Linked DNA regions of Homo sapiens: region 2 is linked to region 1. Evidence: read pairs that join two places in POLR2A ChIA-PET (ENCODE). Cell type or tissue: Panc1. All regions are shown on one strand. Each heading gives the region's core, and the rest is flanking DNA. Links, peaks and the distances in the headings are about the cores only.

Evidence for each region. Peaks named below come from ENCODE experiments on the same cell type or tissue, not always from the same donor. Only the 100,000 strongest peaks of a DNase experiment are listed, where the experiment ranks them.
Region 2: POLR2A ChIA-PET joins it to region 1 with 10 read pairs; 9 of 35 experiments call an interaction of 5 or more read pairs at or near these places.

What each region holds. Positions count from the first base shown.
Region 1 is chr10:73,596,137-73,606,154 of GRCh38, forward strand. It overlaps a transcript of USP54 not described here. Among named protein-coding and RNA genes, the nearest start is that of USP54, 9.8 kb to the left of the region's middle. In Panc1, for the core only: no CTCF peak of the experiment used is centred there; no DNase peak of the experiment used is centred there; H3K27ac peaks cover 550 bases.
Region 2 is chr10:73,502,919-73,512,936 of GRCh38, forward strand. It overlaps USP54 (ubiquitin specific peptidase 54), which reads right to left. Exons shown (of 24, transcript NM_001391956.1): 21 at 2,390-2,508; 22 at 1,932-2,072. It overlaps PPP3CB-AS1 (PPP3CB antisense RNA 1), which reads left to right. Exons shown (of 5, transcript NR_132104.1): 4 at 1,266-1,354; 5 at 2,360-4,391. Among named protein-coding and RNA genes, the nearest start is that of PPP3CB, 12 kb to the left of the region's middle. In Panc1, for the core only: no CTCF peak of the experiment used is centred there; no DNase peak of the experiment used is centred there.

The DNA.
Region 1 (10,018 bases), core at 612-8,611:
ACAGGCCGGGTGCAGTGGCTCACGCCTATAATCCCATCACTTTGGGAGGCCAAGGTGGACAGATCATTTGAGGTCAGGAGTTCAAGACCAGCCTGACCAACATGGTGAAACCCCATCTCTACTAAAAATACAAAAATTAGGCTGGGCACGGTGGCTCACACCTGTAATCCCAGCAGTTTGGGAGGCCGAGGCGGGCAGATCACAAGGTCAGGAGATCAAGACCATCCTGGCTAACATAGTGAAACCCTGTCTCTACTAAAAATACAAAAAAAATTAGCCAGGCGTAGTGGCGGGCGCCTGTAGTCCCAGCTACTCGGGAGGCTGAGGCAGGAGAATGGTGTGAACCCGAGAGGCGGAGCTTGCAGTGAGCCGAGATCGCACCACTGCACTCCAGCCTGGGTGACAGAGTGAGACTCTGTCTCAAAAAAAAAATCAGCCAGGCAGTAGTGGTACGCGCCTGTAATCCCAGCTACTCAGGAGGCTGGGGCAGGAGAATCACTTGAGCCTGGGAGGTGGAGGTTGCAGTGAGCTGAGATCAGGCCATCGCACTCCAGTCTGAGTTGGACAGAGTGAGATCCTGTCTCAAAAAAAAAAAAAAAAAAAAAGGAATAAAGGGTTTCTCAGTGTTTATGTTCAAGTAACTTTATTTTACTTAATAATATTCCCAAATGCAAGAGTAGTGATACTGGCAATTTAACAGGCCATAGAGAAGCCATAAGGTGCTTCCTTTAAGTGAAAAAGTGAAAGTTATCGACTTAATAAGGAAAGAAAAAGAATCATACACTAAAGCTGCTAAGGTCTACCATAAGAACAAATCCATGCATGACATTGTGAAGAAGGAAAGGAAATTCATGCTAGTTTTACTGTCACACCTCAAACTGCAAAAAGTCATGGCCATAGTTCATGGTAAGTGAAACCACCTTTGCAAAAATTATAACTGAGAAAATTATTACAGTGAAAGAGATCTGACTTACTTGACTCCCTGTTGCTTCTAACTTCCAAGCTGTCCTTGTTCATTCCTGGACATAAAGCGAACTAACTTTGGGAGGAACTTATAGTTTAACTTTGAAACAAAGACAAAAACACAGCCCTTTCCCAGAACAAACCCTCTTCTTGCCTGGGGACTAGACTGCCTTTGCAGGACTAACAAATTGCTACAAGATTAGAAATTATGCTTTAGGAATCATGCAGCTAAAGGCCCCAAGGTTCTACACCTCCCTAACTGCTCCTAGGGATAACATCACTAATGTAAAACCTAAGATTGGTGCTCAAGATATTTTTCAAACCCTGAACTCAATGGATCACCTGGCACCATCCAGATTAATAAACTGTCTCATCTGGTCTTGTGGTCCTACCCAGGAACTGACTCAGTGTAAAAGGACAGCTTTGACTCCCTGTGATTTCATTGCTGACCTAAGCAATCAACACTCCCCACTCTCTGGCCCTCTAACCACCAAAGTAGCCTTAAAAACCCCAATCCTGGAATATTCTGGGAGACTGATTTGAGTAATAATTAAACTCTGGTCTCCTGTGCGGCCAGCTCTATGTGAATTAAACTCTTTCTCCATTGCTATTCTCCTGTCTTGATAAATCAGCTGTATTGGGGCAATGGGCAGAATGAACCCATTCAGTGGTTATATAAGTGCTTAGTTAAGATGGAAAAGGCGGCCAGGTGTGGTGGCTCACTCCTGTAATCCCAACACTTTGGGAGGCCAAAGCGGGTGGATCACCTGAGGTTAGGAGTTCAAGAGCAGCCTGGCCAACTTGGTGAAACCCTGTCTCTACTAAATATATAAAATTAGCTGGGCATGGTGGTGGGGACCCGTAATCCCAGCTACTCGGGAGGCTGAGGCAGGAGAATCACCTGAATCCCCGGAGGCAGAGGTTGCAGTGAGCCGAGATCACGCCACTGCACTCCAGCCTGGGCAACAGAGCAAGACTCCATCTCAAAAAAAAGGTTGGAAAAGGCACTAAATTTGTGGGTGGAAGAAATGAACAGAATTATGTTCCAATTAACAGCTGTCAGGTTCAGTACTATTCATGGTTCCAGGCATCCACTGGAGGTCTTGCAACATATCCTTCATGGATAAGGAGAAACTACTGTAGTCTTTTAATAAATAGTGCTGGAATAATTGAATATCCCCCATATGCAAGAGAAAAAGTTGGACTCCTATCTCACACCATATGCAAAAATTAATTCAAAATGGATCAAAAACTTAAATGAATGAGCTCAAACTATAAAACTTTTAGAAGAAAACATAGACATAAATCTTCATGACCCTGGGTTAGGCAAAGACACCACACAAGTAACAAAAGAAAAAAATACATAAATTGGACTTCATCAAAATTAAAACTTTTGACCGGGCACAGTGGCTCACGCCTGTACTCCCAGCATTTTGGGAGGCCGAGAAGGCCGATCACAACAAGGTCAGGAGTTGAAGACCAGCCTGGCCAATATGGTGAAACCCAATCTCTACTAAAAATACAAAAATTGGTCAGGCACAGCGGCTCACACCTGTAATCCCAGCACTTTGGGAGGCCGAGGCGGGTGGATCACGAGGTCAGGAGATTGAGACCAGCCTGGCCAACATGGTGAAACCGCATCTCTACTAAAAATAAAAATAAAAATAAAAATTAGCTGGGCGTGGCAGCGTGCATCTGTAGTCCCAGCTACTTGGGAGGCTGAGGCAGGAGAATCGCTTGAACCCAGGAGATGGAGGTTGCAGTGAGCCAACAGAGCGCCACTGCACTCCAGCCTGGCGACAGAGAGAGACTCTGTCTCAAACAAACAAATTAGCTGGGTTTGGTGGCGCATGCCTGTAGTCCCAGCTACTTGGGAGGCTGAGGCAGGAGAATCGTTGGAACCCAGGAAGGGGAGGTTGCAGTGAGCCGAGATCACGCCACTGCATTCCAGCCTGGGCAACAGAGCAAGACTCCGTCTCAAAAAAAATAAAATAACCCATGCAGACTGACTGCCCATGGAAAAAATAAGAATAACCTACCAGGATCTTCCTGGTAAAATCAAGATGATCAGTGGATACAGTTATTCGATGTCTGACACATTCACTTAACCAATCAATGAAATTTGTATCACTACATTATCAGCCACATGAAAGACGGTGAAACTGACGGGATTTTGACTCACTATATGTAGAACAATCCCCTGATCCACAAACCTCTTAATCCTAAATAGAAGTAATGAAATTCAAAAATAGAAACAGAAGTAATTTGTTATGATCAATCAACCCATACTCTTTTTTCTCCTTAATACTGCATATCATGTTTAGTCCTTTATAATTGAATTTTCCCAAGATTTAACAATTTTACATGTCTATGGTTTTCCAACTACTTTCCTTTCCTCTTTTTGGATATAAAGACATTTGTCTCTCTCTAGTCTTTATGGTTTCTCAAAGACAGTGGCTCTGAGATCATCAGCCAGTTAATTCAGCACCCCGAAATGTAATTCATTTCAGCCTTAAGACTTAAATTCATTTAAAAATGTTCACTCTTACCATCTTAGGCTACAGTTTCCAGTTTTTAACTTGCTATATACTTTCCAGTTTGAAAACAATTATCTCTGCTGCTAATAATAATCTATATATTTATTTTTTGTAAGAGTTTTACAATTTCTCAAAAATCCTGCAAAACAGGTTAATATACCACTATCCCATTTTACAGATAAGGAAACTGAAGCACAGAGAAATTAAAATTATTTGCCCAAGGTAAAGAGCTACAATGAACCAAAATCGATTGCACTTTGGGCTTTTTTTTTTTTTTTTTTTGAGATAGAGTTTCGCTCTTTTTGCCCAGGCTGGAGTGCAATGGCGTGATCTTGGCTCACTGCAACCTCTGCCTCCTGGGTTCAAGCGATTCTCCTGTCTCAACCTCCCGAGTTGCTGGGATTACAGGCATGCACCACCACGCTCAGCTAATTTTGTATTTTTAGTAGAGACGGGGTTTCTCCATGTTTGTCAGGCTGCCTCGAACTCCTGACTTCAGGTGATCTGCCCGCCTTGGCCTCCCAAGTGCTGGGATTACACTTGTGAGCAACCGCGCCCGGCCCAAGGGCTCTTTTCATAAGGCCATGTGGATCTTTAATACAGAACTTCTCAGGATTGCACATAAAATTTTCTCTGCTAAAAATTGATTTTTTAATTAGCGGTTGACAGGAGTTAAGAAAGGTGTAGGGGTGGAAGGGAAGTGGGGGTAGCTATAAAAGGACATGGTAGATCCTGTGGTGATGAAAATATTTGGTACCTTGACTGTATCAACATCAATACCCCAGTTGTAAAATTGTACTATAATTTTGGAAGATATTGCCATTGGAGGAAATGAGGTAAATGGTACATCAGGTCAATATTATTATTTATTTTAACTCTGTATAAATCTAGAATTATCTCAAGATAAAAAGTTCCATTCAAAATAATAAACAATTGGGGCCTACTTGAGGATAGAAGGTGGAAGGAGGGTGAGAGTCAAAAAACTACCTATCAGGGGCCAGGCGCAGGGGCTCGCGCCTATAATGCCAGCACTTCGGGAGGCTGAGGCAGGCGGATCACCTGAGGTTAAGAGTTCGAGACCAGCCTGGCCAACATGGTGAAACCCCATCTCTACCAAAAATACAAAAATTAGCTGGGTGTGGTGGCGGTCACCTGTAATCCCAGCTACTCAGGAGGCCGAGGCAGGAGAATCGCTTGAACCCGGGGGGCGGAGGTTGCAGTGAGCCGGGATCGCGCCACTGCACTCCAGCCTGGGTGACAAGAGTGAAACTCTATCTCAAAAAACTACCTATCAGGTACTATGCTTATTACCTGGATGATGAAATAATTTGTACATCAAACCCCTGTAACATGCAGTTTACCTATATAGCAAACCTGCGCATGTACCCTGGAACCTAAAATAAAGGTTACAAATAAATAATAAATGATATTTCTTTTCTAAACCAATTTCATGTTTAAGAACCTTACTTAAAGTGAATAGGAAAGTTTGGGTAAATTAAAACAAAACAGGATCATGTATAGGAGCTCTGAAATCCAACACAGAAGTCTTCTAATGTGGGGTAAGTTCCATCAATAAAAGCTCCAAAACAAGTCATGAAGATCCTTGAAAATAAAAAAGGAGCTCCTGGGATTCTTATTTCCTAGAGAAATGAAACCAGTCAAGACAGTGTAGGAAACAAAATTGTTAAGTCATGGAAAGTCACCTCAAAAAGAAGCAGTAGAATAAAGTTAGAACCACCTAAGCTTTGCTTTCCTCAATACCACCATACACTTTACTGCAATCCTCAACTTAGAGAAAGACTGAATGTGTATGTCACCTTCAACCTGATACTCACACACACATTTCAAAAGCTTCCCCAAAAATGCCTTTTTTTTTTTTCCTTTTTGCTACTCACCAAGTGCCTGAAGTGTCAATCATTTCCTGCTTCTCCCAGCTGCAGGACTTGGAACTAGGAAAACATTCAGTCAGCGTCTAGAGCAGGTCTGGTTAGAAGGATGAGCTCATCCCTTTCAGATGCACACCTGATCCTCAAGAAGCTGCCCCTCCTCCAGCAAGCAGATCTTTGTATGTTTAAAGTGACACCCACAACCTGTACAACCACTTTGCCAGAGCCAAAGTAAGTCTTTCCTTATACATGCCTAGTGCCATGGAATCATTTCCTGGTCTAGCCACCTCACACAGCCACTGAACGCAGGTGGCAGTGGCAACAGCTGCTGCTGCTGCTACTATGGCTTTGTTAGAGAAGGACTTCATTTTCAGCTACAACGGAGGTCAAGTCCTTCACCACTGCCCTGGAAACACTGCACTGTTTGTTTCAACAGCCCCTTGCCCACAGTCAGATCTTACCAGAATCATGCCTTCTTTCAAAACTCACAACCATTTTTCTGAACCAACAATGTAGCACCTCAACATCTGCCTTATTCCATTTGCCCTGTCTAAAAGTTAAATTAGCCAAGGCAGCTAAATGTACTGTATGTATTTAGAGCTAAAATGTTCCCAACTCAGGTTTGCCCTCAGTTTTACTACCTCTAAGAAAACCTTTATTCTGCCATAGCAGTCTATTTATTGGTAAAGTATACAGTAATCCTAATACAGAGATATGTAAACTTCACTTCATGAAAAAATAGTATAATAGCCGGGCACGGTGGCTCATGCCTGTAATCCCAGCACTTTGGGAGGCCGAGGTGGGCAGATCACGAGGTCAGGAGATCAAGACCATTCTGGCTAACACTGTGAAACCCCATCTCTACTAAAATTATAAAAAAATTAGCCGGGCGTGGTGGCGGGCATCTGTAGTCCCAGCTACTCAGGAGGCTGAGGCAGGAGAATGGCGTGAACCCAGGAGGCAGAGCTTGCAGTAAGCTGAGATCATGCTACTGCACTCCAGCCTGGGTAACAGAGCAAGACTCTGATTCAAAAAAAAAAAATAGTATAATAGTGGCCAGGCACTGTGGCTCATGCCTATAATCCCAGAACTTTGGGAGGCCAAGGCGGGTGGATCACCTGAGGTCAGGAGTTCAAGGCCAGCCTGACCAAGGTGAAAACCTGTCTCTAATAAAAATACAAAAATTAGCCAGGCGTGGTGGTGTGCGCCTGTAGTCCCAGCTACTTGGGAGACTGAGACAGGAGAACTGCTTGAACTCAGGAGGTGGAGGTTGCAGTGAGCTGAGATCGCACCACTGCACTCCAGCCTGGGCGACAGAGCAAGACTCTGTCTCAAAAAAAAAAAAAAAAAAAAAAAAATAGTATAATAGTGGTACAAAATATCTTCAATCAGAAGTACATGGGTTCCAAATAGTTATTCAACAAACATTTCTATACACCTATTATGTGCAAGTATCTCTGATAGGGTGCTGAACTGGGCTTTTGAAAACAGCATCACAAAAATCTAAGAAAGAACTCATCCCACCCTAATTAGCCTTCCCCAGGACCTTTGCAGTATTTTTACTTCAGTCATCACAAGCTTCTAATACGCTAACAGGCTGTCTAAGGAGTATAAACTATGTCAGAGAAAAATCAAATTCATTAGTGGTTACCTTTGGTGAGGGACTTGTAATCAATAAGGGGAAACTCGGGAGCAAACCAATTTACTAATATTTAATTTGCTGGATGGCGATTATAAAGATGTTTACTGTGTTATTCTTTTAAATGTCTTAGAAAATATATAATAAAATTTTTAAAAAACAGAACTGTGAATCAAAGGAAAAGAGAAAGGACAACCCATGAGATGGGAGAAAATATTTGTAAATCATTATTCTGATAAGGGGCTAATATCCACAATATATAAAGACCTCCTGCCATGTGCAGTGGCTCACATCTGTAATGCCAGCACTTTGGGTGGCCAAGGCGGGCAGATCATTTGAGGCCAGGAGTTTGAGACCAGCTTGGCCAACATGGCGAAACCCCATCTCTACTAAACCTGTCTCTATTAAGCCCTGTCTCTACTAAAAATGCAAAAAAGTTAATCAGGCGTGGTGGCGCACACCTGTAATGCCAGCTGCTTGGGAAGCTGAGGCAGGAGAAGCACTTTAACCCGGGAGGCAGAGGTGGCAGTGAGCCGAGATCACACCACTCAACTCCAGCCTGGGTGACAGAGTGAGACCCTGTCTCAAAAACAAAAACAACAAAAAAAAAAACTACAAGTCAACAACAACAAAATACAATTAAAAAATAAAGAACTTGAACAGACATTTCTCCAAAGAAGATACACCAATGGCCAATGAACACAGGAAAAGACACTCAAGTTCACTAATCATTAGGGAAAATAAATCAAAACCACAGTGAGATATCACCTCACACTTATTAGGATGGCTACTATTAAAAAAAAAGGTGGCCAGGCACAGTGGCTCACACCTGTAATCCCAGCACTTTGGAAGGACGAAGGGGGCAGATCATGAGGTCAGGAGTTCGAGACCAGCCTGGCCAATGTGGTGAAACCCTGTCTGTACTAAAAATACAAAAATTAGCCGTGTGTGGTGGTGCACACCTGTAGTCCCAGCTACTCAGGAGGCTGAGGCAGGAGAATCGCTTGAACCCAGGAGGCAGAGGTTGCAGTGAGCCGAGATCGCACCACTGACTCCAGCCTGGGCGACAGAGCGAGAGTCCATCTCAAAAAAACAAAACAAAACCACACACAAAACAAAAAAAACAGTGTTGGCAAGAACGTGGAGAAATTGGTATCCTTGTGCACATTGGTAAGAATGTCAAATGGTATAGCCAGTATGAAAATTAGTATGATAGTTCTTCAAAATTAAAATAAAATGACATATGATCCAGCAATTCTACTTTTGGTTACATATCCAAAAGAACTGAAAGTATGCTCTCAAAGAGATAACTTGCCAGGCACATTGGCTCACACACGTAATCCCAGTATTTTGGGAGGCTGAGGCAGGATTGCTTGATCTCATGAGTTTGAGACAAGGCTGGGCAACATAGTGAGACTCCATCTCCACAAATTTTTTTTTTTTTTTTGAGACAGAGTCTCGCATTGTTGCCGAGGCTGGAGTGCAGTGGTGCAATCTTGGCTCACTGCAAGCTCCGCCTCCCTGATTCACGCCATTCTCCTGCCTCAGCCTCCCAAGCAGCTGGTGTGTCCAGAGTTGGTTCCTTCCAGTGGGTTCTTGGTCTCGCTGACTTCAAGAACGAAGCCGCAGATCTTCACGATGAGTGTTACAGCTCTTAAAGGTGGCACAGACCCAAAGAGTGAGCAGCAGCAAGATTTATTTTGAAGAGCAAAAGAACAAAGCTTCCACAGTGTGGAAGGTGACCCAAGCGGGTTGCCGCTGCTAGCTGGGGTGGACAGCTTTTATTCCCATATTTGTCCCCACCCACGTCCTGCTGATCGGTCCATTTTACAGAGTACTGATTGGTCCATTTTTACAGAGTGCTGAATGATGCATTTACAATCCTTTAGCTAGACACGGAGTGCTGATTGGTGCATTTACAATCCTTTAGCTAGACACAGAGCACTGATTGCTGTGTTTACAATCCTCTAGCTAGACAGAAAAGTTCTCCAAGTCCCCACTCGACCCAGGAGGTCCAGCTGGCTTCACCTCTCACTGGGACTACAGGCCCCCGCCACCATGCCTGGCTAATTTTTTGTATTTTTAGTAGAGACGGGGTTTTACCATGTTAGGCAGGATGGTCTCCATCTCCTGACCTCATGATCCGCCCACCTTGGCCTCCCAAAGTGCTGGGATTACAGGTGTGAGCCACTGCACCTAGCCAATTTTTTTTTTAATTAGTTGGATGTGGTGGTGTGTGCCTGTAGTCTCAGCTACTTGGGAAGCTGAGGTGAAAGGATCACTTGAGCCCAGAATATCGATACTGCAGTGAGCCATGATTGTGCCACTGCATTCCAGCCTGGGCAACAGAGCAAGACTCTGTCTCAAAAAATAAATAAAGAGATAATTGTATACCCATGTTCATAGCAACATTATTGACAATAGACAACAGGTAGGAGCCACCTAAGAGAACAGGTAAGCAAAATGTGGTACATACATAGAACTGATTCAGCCTTAAAAAGGAAGGAAAATCTGATACATGCTACAACACAGATGAACTTGAGGACATTATACTACGTGAAATAAGCCAGTCACAACAGGACAAATACCAATGACTCCATTATATGAGGCATGAAGAATAGTCAAATTCATTGAAACAGAAAGTTGGATGGTGGTGGCTAGGCACTTTGGGGAAGGAGGAATCGGGGGGTGTTTAATGGATTTGGAGTCTCAGTTTTATGAGATGAAACAGGGTGGGCAGGTGTGGTAGCGCACACCTGTAATCCCAGCACTTGTGGAGGCCAAGGCGGGTGGATCACCCAATGTCAGGAGTTCAAGACCAGCCTGGCCAACATGGTGAAACCCTGTCTTTACTAAAAATACAAAAATTAGCCAGGCGTGGTGGTACAGTCCTGTAATCCCAGCCACTCGGGAGGCTGAAGTAGGAGAATCACTTGAACCCAGGAGGCAGAGGTTGCAGTGAGCTGAGATCACCCCACTGCACTCCAGCCTGG
Region 2 (10,018 bases), core at 623-8,622, 93 kb before region 1:
AATATATCATTATCTACCCATAAAACTTGAGTATCATCCTTTATCCCCACTCCCAACATCCAGGCAGGCACCAACTCCCACTGATGTTTACTTCCTAACTGGGTCTCAAATACATCGACTTATCTCTATCCTTCCAAACTACTTACTGTGACATACAGGGCTGTCTGTGGTCCATAATATTCTTTGTATCCTCTCTTGTCAACACTCTCCATCATCTCCCCTTGCCAGACTTTCTAATCCTGCCATACTAAATAAGCTTCTTTTAATTCAGTTAATATTTGCTCAGGTCCCTTTTACTTGCTATATTCTTTTTGCTTCCTCCAGGAAGCCTTCCATGATACCTCAAGCCTGATTTAAATATCCCTTCTATTATGTTCCCATAGGATCAAATCCTTAACACATTATAACTGTTTGTTTATTTATCCGTCCCTCACTGTAGACTGTAAGCTCCATAAAAGCAGGGACTATATCTAACTCACCATTGTAGCTCCAGCACCTAGCACAATACCTAGAACACACTCAATAAGCACTTATTTATTTGTTTATTTTTGTGCTAGGAATCTTGTACAGAATCAATAAGCATTTATTTAAAAGAATGAATCAATGAATGATACAGAAGTCAGAAGAAAGGAAGCCAACTCTCCTAGGAAAAGAACAATTTGCCATTAAATGAATTGAAAGTACATGAGAACAAATGCTAGGCAGGAGAGTCCACCTTTTCCAAAAAAGAATGGCAGCCTGATCAGAATTGCTTAGGAATTTATGAACGATAAATTGAATGAAACTTACTATAAATTCGGCTGGGTTTTTTTGTTTGTTTTGTTTTGTTTTTGAGACAGAGTCTTGCTCTGTTACCCAGGCTGGAGTGCAGTGGCTCAATCTCAGCTCACTGCAACCTCTGCCACCCGGATTCAAGCGATTCTCCTGCCTCAGCCTCCCGAGTAGCTAGGACTACAAGCACCCCCCACCATGCCTGGCTAATTTTTATATTTTTGCCATGTTGGCCAGGCTGGTCTCGAACTCCTGACCTCAGGTGATCCACCATCCTTGGCCTCCCAAAGTGCTGGGATTACAGGCATGAGCCACCACGCCTGGCCTCGGCTGATTTTTAAAAATTGGAAAAATGAGTACCTCTTAGGAGGGAAACTGAATCTGAAGGGCTGGTAGAAGACAGACTTGGTTTTCACCATATATGCTTTTATACCTTTTTATTTTTGTACCATGTATTTAAAATCTGTTTTTACATTTTTCCTGAACTGACCTAGTGGACAACCTTCAATGCACTGGTACTTTGTACCCTGACCTCTACTGTGATGAACACTCAACTTGGGCAAGGAAGTGAAATTCTCCAAAGGTATGATTACCTACAAACCTAGCCACTGATATTATTTAAGTTTGTTGATCTCTAATGGCTTGGGCTTTCCTGCCTCTTCTACTTACACATTACTGCACTAGTACCATATGAAAATTCTCAAGAAGGCTTTTTTCCTCTTCTTGCTGATACACATGCATCACTTTAGATTGAAAACACACTGAATTCTATTCAATCACATACTGGGGGTGAGAGGAAAAAGCAAACCAATACTCCATCCCATTTCTTTCCTTCTTTCTTTGATTAGTGCAGTGGGTTCTGACCCAATCAGCAGCCTTTGCTTCTCAGATTCCTCTCAAGGCTTTATGACTCTTCTCACCCCAGGAAACCCTACAACACGCACGGCCTTTCAGAACTGCTACATGGAATGGACATTCCTCTGGGCTCCAGCTGAATGTTTGTAAATAAAATAATGACTGCGTGTCCTTATTTTTGCTGAGTACACAGGGCCTTTCCTCACATTACAACCTTCACTTTCTCCCTGCTTCTTCACCTGCACTGTATTTTTGCTTAGCAAGGAGGAGGGTGCTCTGAATAGATGGACCCTGATTCTACTTACAAAACTGTGGGAAGAAACCGGAGCTTCCTCCCTCTCTGAGACAACGGTGCCACTGAGACTGCGTGAGATGCGACGTAAATTCTCTGCACTGTACTGCTCATCCTCCCCACACTCCCTGCTGAGGCCTCGGCAAGGTGTAGCCTTCAAACACACAGACACATACAGGCAGACACATAATACCAGACTTATGGTTTTCCCACAGACAGTATCCTCAGGGTATGGGAAAGAGTAGGGGAAGACTCAGTAGTAATAGACACCTGAATTAGATGTATTGGTAAGATAGTGGCCATGTAACAATCTCCTCTAATTCAAAAGAAGCCCAATCATAGACCTTATTTTCTTCTGATAGCCCCATATCACCATGCCTCTGCCTTATCATCATCCCTGTCACATCTCTCCATAATTCCTTCCCCAACACACCACCCCAGGCCCAGCACCTTAGCACCTGAGGCTGCTACCTGAGAAGTACGCACTGTTCTGGCTTCATGGAGACCATGCTCCATTTCTGCTGTTGAAGTCTTTGAGAGACCAGGATCATGGGCTGAGTGCAACCTCCTCCCCATGCCATCTGCAGAGCCTGAAGAGGAAAACACAAATACAAGTTGAGGCCATCTCTTCCCCTAGGGCCTAACCTCTAAGCCTAGCAGCACAAACTCAGGAGCTGTTGTTTCATTTAATAATAAATATGCATCCTTGAATTCAACGGAGGAACATGCTCCTGGAATTTAGAAGCAAGAGGGGCTGGGCGCGGTGGCTCACACCTGTAATCCCAGCACTTTGGGAGGCCAACACGGGCAGATCACGAGGTCAGGAGATCGAGACCACCCTGGCTAACATGGTAAAACCCTGTCTCTACTAAAAATACAAAAAATTAGCCGGGCGTGGTGGCAGGCACCTGTAATCCCAGCTACTCGGGAGGCTGAGGCAGGAGAATGGCGTGAACCCGGGAGGCGTAGCTTGCAGTGAGCGGAGATCACGCCACTGCACTCCAGCCCGGGTGACAGAGCGAGACTCCGTCTCAAAAAAAAAAAGAAACAAGAATTTTAGAATATAGATAGTTTACTGAGTGTCCCCATCTTGCTTCATTTCATTTTTGTAAACATAATCAGCTTCTGTCAGACTTAGGCTCAAGACTTATAGACAGAGGAAAGTATCTAACACAGTGAGTTTTGTTTTCTAACACAGTGATTTTCTAAAGTATCTGTGGTGACAAAGGAAATTATCTCCAGTCTAGTTCAGAATAGAAATGATCATAATAATCATCTATCAAACCTCCTCATTTTATATAACAGGAAAATGAGTTCCAGGGTCTGAGAGTTTAGTAGTTTAACCAGGATTAAAATTAAATCCTCTTGATTTTCAGTACAGTACTCTTACCATCTCACCTGGTGACCTCTTTTACTCTGAGAGCAGGAGCTCCTCAGGAATGTTTTACATATGTAATGCTCTTTTCCCCTTAGCTTCTCTCAAATCATTTAAATTTCTAAACAACCACTAAATGCTTACCTCTTTTCAAAATCTTTCTAGATTGTTCAGTTGCTCTAAACTGGATTGGTGACTCCCAAGGGGCTATCCCCAATCCAACTAATTAAGTTTTCCATTCCAAAACTGTATATGCCCCTGACCTACATTTGATACATATGTCCATGGCCAATTCATGTCTTGATTTGATGATTTGATTCTAATATATATATATATATCTGGCTGAAGCTGATATTATTCATGTAAGTATTGTAAGACCAGTTATTTTCAGTATTCCTGGGTACTTAAATGCAGTGCTTTCAATACCACCTCAGATTCATCTGGGAACTTTTAAAAATATAGCTTCCTGGATGTTACCACAGAGCTGAATCAGAAGGTTTGTGGTTGGTGCCTGGGAATTTTCATTTTTGAAAGGTTCCCAAAAAGTCTAAGAAAATATCCTTGAACATTATTGGGGGAAATGGGAAATGTTACAGTCTTCCTAAAAAACAACCTGGTAATCTCCAATAAAATAAAAAATATATTTATCCTGTTGCCCAACGATTCTAATCCTGAGAAGAAGAAGAAAAAAATACCAGTTCATAACAACATATATATGAGAATATTTTCTACTGACATAATTTATAGTAGCCAAGAACTAGAAATAAAGTAATGCCCACCTATAGAAGAATAAATACATTATGGTTTAATACCAGATATTGTCCAGCCACTTAAAAAGATTGAACTGAGTTAAACTAGATGATTTGAAGAAATTTTAATGAAACATTGTTGCATTAAAAGGAAAAAAATCTGTAAAATGATAGACAAGCATTTGTTTATGTATATGTAGGTCTACATAGGATTGTATAAACAGAAAATACAGTGTATGCACACTAGATAATTACCTGGGGAAGTAGGGACTGGCTGTGAGAGAAGAGACAGGAAAATTGTCTATAATAAAAACAGCATGTGTGTTATGTTCTTATTTCTATAAAATTATTTCTGTATTTATGTGTTTTTTGGGGTTTTCTGAGCCACTCCTCAGATGACTATAGGTAGCCAGGTTTAAGGATTACAGCTAAGGCTGGGTGCGGTGGCTTACGCCTGTAGTCCCAGCACTTTGGGAGGCCAAGGCCGGTGGATCACGAGGTCAGGAGTTCGAGACCAGCCTGTCCAACATGGTGAAAACCCCATCTCTACTAAAAATACAAAAATTAGCCAGGCGTGGTGGCGGCCGCCTGTAATCCCAGCTACTCAGGAGGCTGAGGCAGGAGAATCGCTTGAACCCGGGAGGCAGAGGCTGCAGTGAGTCAACATCACGCCACTGAACTCCAACCTGGGCAACAGAGACTCCGTCGCAAAAAAAAAAAAAAAAAAAAAAAAAATTACAGCTATGGCTGGCCGTGGTAGCTCATGCCTGTAATCCTAGCACTTTGGGAGACTGAGGCAGTAGGATCACTTGAGCCTAGGAATTCAAGACCAGCCTAGGCAACATAGTGAGACCCCATCTCTAAAAAAAGAGAAAAAAAGCATTAAAAAAATTAGCCAGGTATGGTGGTGCACACCTGCACTCGGAAGGCTGAGGCAGGAGGGTCACGTGAACCTGGAAGGTGGAAGCTGCAGTGAGCCGTGATTGTGCCACCGTACTCCAGCCTGGGTGACAGAGTAAGACTTTGTCTCAAAAAAAAGAAAAAAGATTTACAGAGTAATGTTTAGAATTGGGTGTTCCTCTAATCAAGCCAAATGTGACTCCTGGACAAGAAGGTAGCCACTGGAACCTCCTGAAGGGAGTAGAATCTGATTCCTTTAAAAGAAGGCAGGGTGCGATGGCTCATGCCTGTAATCCCAACACTTTGGGAGGCGAGGCGGGTGGATAACCTGAGGTCAGGAGTTCAAGACCACCCTGGCCAACATGGCGAAACCCTGTCTCTATTAAAAATACAGAAATCAGCTGGGTGCGGTGGTGTGCGCCTGTAGTCCCAGCTACTCGGGAGGCTGAGGCAGGAGAATCACTTAAACATGGGAGGCAGAGGTTGCAATGAGCTGATATTGTACCACTGCACTCCAGACTGGGCGATAGAGTGAGAATCCAGAAAAAAAAAAAAAAAAAGAATTTAAGCAGAGGTAGAGGTGGCCATTTGTAAGGGAATTTCTAGATTCAATAGAAGAAAGGGTTAAGATGATGTCTACCCTCTCATCAATAGAAAGACTACCAGACATTATGTATTCGCTGATATGATGTAAGAAATACAAAGAACTTCCTATTAAATATTCCTATTTTTAAAATTTGTATCTGATTTTAATTGAGCCTCTAGCTCTAAGTACTAAGTTACAGGAAAAATGTGGGCTAGAAGAACATGTTTTTTTTTTTTTTTGAGACAGAGTCTCCCTCTGTTGCCCAGGCTGGAGTGTAGTGGTGTGATCTCAGCTCACCACAACCTCCACCTCCCAGGTTCAAGGGATTCTCCTGCCTCAGCCTCCCGAGTAGCTGGGACTACAGGTGCATGCCACCATGCCCGACTAATTTTTATATTTTTAGTGGAGACGGGGTTTCACCATGTTGGCCAGGCTGGTCTTGAATTCCTGACCTCGTGATCTGCCCACCTTGGCCTCCCAAAGTGTGGGATTACAGGTGTGAGCCAGTGCACCCGGCCAGAACATGTTTTTTTTTTTTTTTTCTTAAGGACTTAGACTATAATCAGCAAAATCTACAATGTGTGAAATGTTAAAAGACAATGACCAAATTTCCTCAACAAATAAATGGAGGGGGAAAAAACATAGGGTATCATACTGGCAAAAAAAAAAAAAAAAAAAAAGACTTAAGAGCCTTATCATCAAAATGCAATATGTGTGTCTTGTTTGAATCCTGACTTGAAATAAAACAACTGTATAAAGACATTTATGGGACCACTGAGAAAACTGGAATATTGGCTAGGTATTATATTAAGAGATTATTGTTAATTTTTTAGGTATAATAATATTATTGGTTTGTCTTTTAAAAAAGAATCTGGCCAGGTGCAGTGGCTCATGCCTGTAATCCCAGCACTTTGGGAGGCCAAGGCAGGTGGATCACCTGAGGTCAGGAGTTCAAGACCAGCCTGGCCAACATAGTGAAACCCTGTCTCTACCAAAAAAAAAAAAAAAAACAACAAAAATTAGCCAGGCGTGGTGGCGCGTGCCTGTAATCCCAGCTACTCAGGAGGCTGAGGCAGGAGAATCGCATTAACCTGGGAGGCAGAGGCTGCAGTGAGTTGAGATCACGCCATTGTATTCCAGCCTGGGTGACAGAGCGAGACTCCGTCTCATTAAAAAAAAAAAAAAATCTTTATTTCTGAGAGATACATGCCAAATTATTTATGAATGAAATAATATAATATCAGAGATTCAGAGATTTGTTTTAAAATAATCTAGAGGAGGCTGGGCATCGTAGCTCATGCCTGTAATCCTAGCACTTTGGGTGGTTGAGGCGGGTAAACTACTTGAGCTCAGGAGGTAGAGACCAACCTGGGCAACATGGCAAAACCCTGTCGCTCCAAACCACACACAAAAATTGGTCGGATGTGGTGGTGTGTGCCTGTGGTCCCAGCTACTCAGGAAGCTGCAGTGGGAGGACCTCAGCAGTGGCCCTGATGACACCACTGCATTCCAGTCTGGGCAACAAAGCAAGACCTTGTCTCAAAAAATAAAATAAAATAATGTAGAGGGGAAAGGAAAGTGGGGGAGGTATAGCTAAATCAAAACTGGCCATATGTGTGGTGGCTCACGCCTGTAATCCCAGCACTTTGGGAGGCCAAGGCGGGCGGATCACGTGGTCAGGAGATGGAGACCATCCTGGATAATATGGTGAAACCCCGTCTCTACTAAAAATACAAAAATTAGCCTGGCATGGTGGCACGTGCCTGTAGTCCCAGCTACTTGGGAGGCTGAGGCAGGAGAATCACTTGAACCCGGGAGGCGGAGGTTGCAGTGAGCCGAGACTGCACCACTGCACTCCAGCCTGGGAGATAGAACGAGACCTCGTCTAAAAAATAAATAAATAAAATAAAATAAAACAAAAACTGGCCATATGTTGATAACTGTGCAAGATAATCACTATGGAAGCTGGTTATAAGTACCTGGAGGGTTATTATAACATTTATTCTTTTTTTTTTTTTTTTGAGATGGCAGTTTTGCTCTTGTTGCCCAGGCTGTAGTGCAATGGGCAGCTCACTGCAACCTCCATCTCCTGGGTTCAGGTGATTCTCCTGCCTCAGCCTCCTGAGTAGCTAGGTTTACAGGCATCCACCACCACCATGCCCAGCTAATTTTTTGTATTTTCGGTAGAGACTGGGTTTCACCATGTTGGCCAGGCTGGTCTCAAACTCCTGACCTCAAGTGATCCATCCACTTTGGCCTCCCAAAGTGCTGGGATTACAGGTGTGAGTCACTGTGCCCGGCCTACTCTTATTCTTTACTTTTGAATATATTTGAAATTTCCCATAACAAAAGTTAATTTTTTATTTTTTAGATATCTATAAGATGATGTCTGCCCAAGTTCAAAGTACAATGAAATTCAGAATATAGGTCAAGAGCAGTGTTTATATAACACTTTAGGAACTACGATTATGTCAAAATTAATCTGGTTACAAAAGACCACATACTGCATGATTCCATTTATATGAAATGTCCAGAACAGGCAAATCTCTAGAGAAAGAAAATAGATTAGTGGTTGCCTGGGGTTGGGGGAAGAAAAGGAGGAGATAAAGAGTGATTTGCCAACGGGTACAAAGTTTCTGATGAAAACACCTTTTTTTTTTTTTTTTTTTTGAGACAGGGTCTCCCTCTGTTGCCCAGGCTGAAGTGCAGCGGCACAATCTCAGCTCACTGCAACCTCTGCCTCCTGGGTTCAAACGATTCTCCCACCTCAAATGAAAACACTTTAAAACTGATTGTGGTGATGGATGGAGAACTCTGATATAATAAAACCCATTGTATTGTACACTTTAAATAGGTGAAATGTATGGCATGTAAATTACATATCAATAAAGCATTTTTTTTTTTTTAGCATTTTTTGAAAAACTAATTTGGTGGCCGGGCGTGGTGGCTCACACCTGTAATCCCAGCACTTTGGGAAGCTGAGGCAGGTGGATTGCTTGAGCTCAGAGTTTGAGACCAGCCTGGGCAACATGGTGAAACCCCGTCTCTACAAAATATACAAAAATTAGTCAGGTGTGGTGGCACATGCCTGTAATCCCAGCTACTTGGGAGGCTGAAGCACGAGAATCGCTTGAACCTGGGAGACGGAGGTTGCAGTGAGCTGAGGTTGTGCCACTGCACTCCAGCCTGGGCAACAGAGCGAGACTCTGTCTCAAAAAATAAATAAATTTTAAAAAGTAATGTAATTTGGTGCTTAATAAATGTTTTACAATAAGATAAAGAACTCTCAAATTATATTTTTTCTTTTTTTTTTTTGAGACAGTTTCACTCTTGTCACCCAGGCTGGAGTGCAGTGGCGTGATCTCGGCTCACTGCAACCTCCATCTCCTGGGTTCAAGCAATTCTCCTGCCTCAGCCTCCCGAGTAGCTGGGATTACAGGCACGTGCCACAATACCCGGCTAATTTTTTTTGTATTTTTAGTAGAGATGGGGTTTCACCACGTTGGTCAGGCTGGTCTCGAACTCCTGACCTCAGGTGATCCACCCGACTCAGCCTCCCAAAGTGCTGGGATTACAGGCGTGAGCCACCGCACCTGGCCAAATTATATTTTTTCATATGTGAATCCTAATTGGCATTTTCCTTCATCTACTTCCCAATTAATTCTATCTGATCACTTCTTTATTCTATGTCATATCACTCCTCTTTTTTTTGAGACAGGGTCTTGTTCTGTTGCTCAGGCTGGAGCGCAGTAGCATGACCACAGCTCGCCGCAGCCTCAACCTCCCAGTCTCAGTTGATCCTCCTGCTTCAGCCTCCCAAGTAGCTGGACTACTGACCCGCACCACCACACCCAGCTAATTTTCTCAGTCTTTGTAGAGATGGGGATCTTACTGTGTTGCCCAGCTGGTCTTGAACTCCTGGGCTCAAGTGATCCTCACACCTTGGCTTCTCAAAGTGCTGGTATTACAGGTGTGAGCCACTGCACCCAGCCTGTCATGTCACTTCTTAAGGACTCAGTTTTTAAACCAAGGACTCTAACAAAAATAAAGACTAGTTTGATTTTACTTTTTTTTTTTAAGAGATAGGGTCTCACTGTGTTGCCCAGGCTGGAGGAGAGTGGCTGTTCACAGGCATGTGCTCATAGCACACTACAGCCTGAAGCTCCTGGCCTCAAGTGATTTTCCTGCCTCAGTCTCCCAAGTAGCTGGGGTTACAGGCATGAGTCATCATGCTCCGCTTGATTTGATAAATATATTGAGAATAGATTGACTACTAGATAGATTTTTAAAAATTTGTTTCTTTACACTACTAGACAAAAAAATTAATGGTCAGTAAGTACTCTTTCATACTGTTTTCAGAAGTATAGTCTTCTTCAAAGCTAACTGGCCAGTATGTATCAATATTTTTTTTAAGTTTATAACATTCAAATTAGTCAGGTATGGTAGTGCATGCCTGTAGTCCCAACTACTCAAGGGGCTGAGGTGGGAGG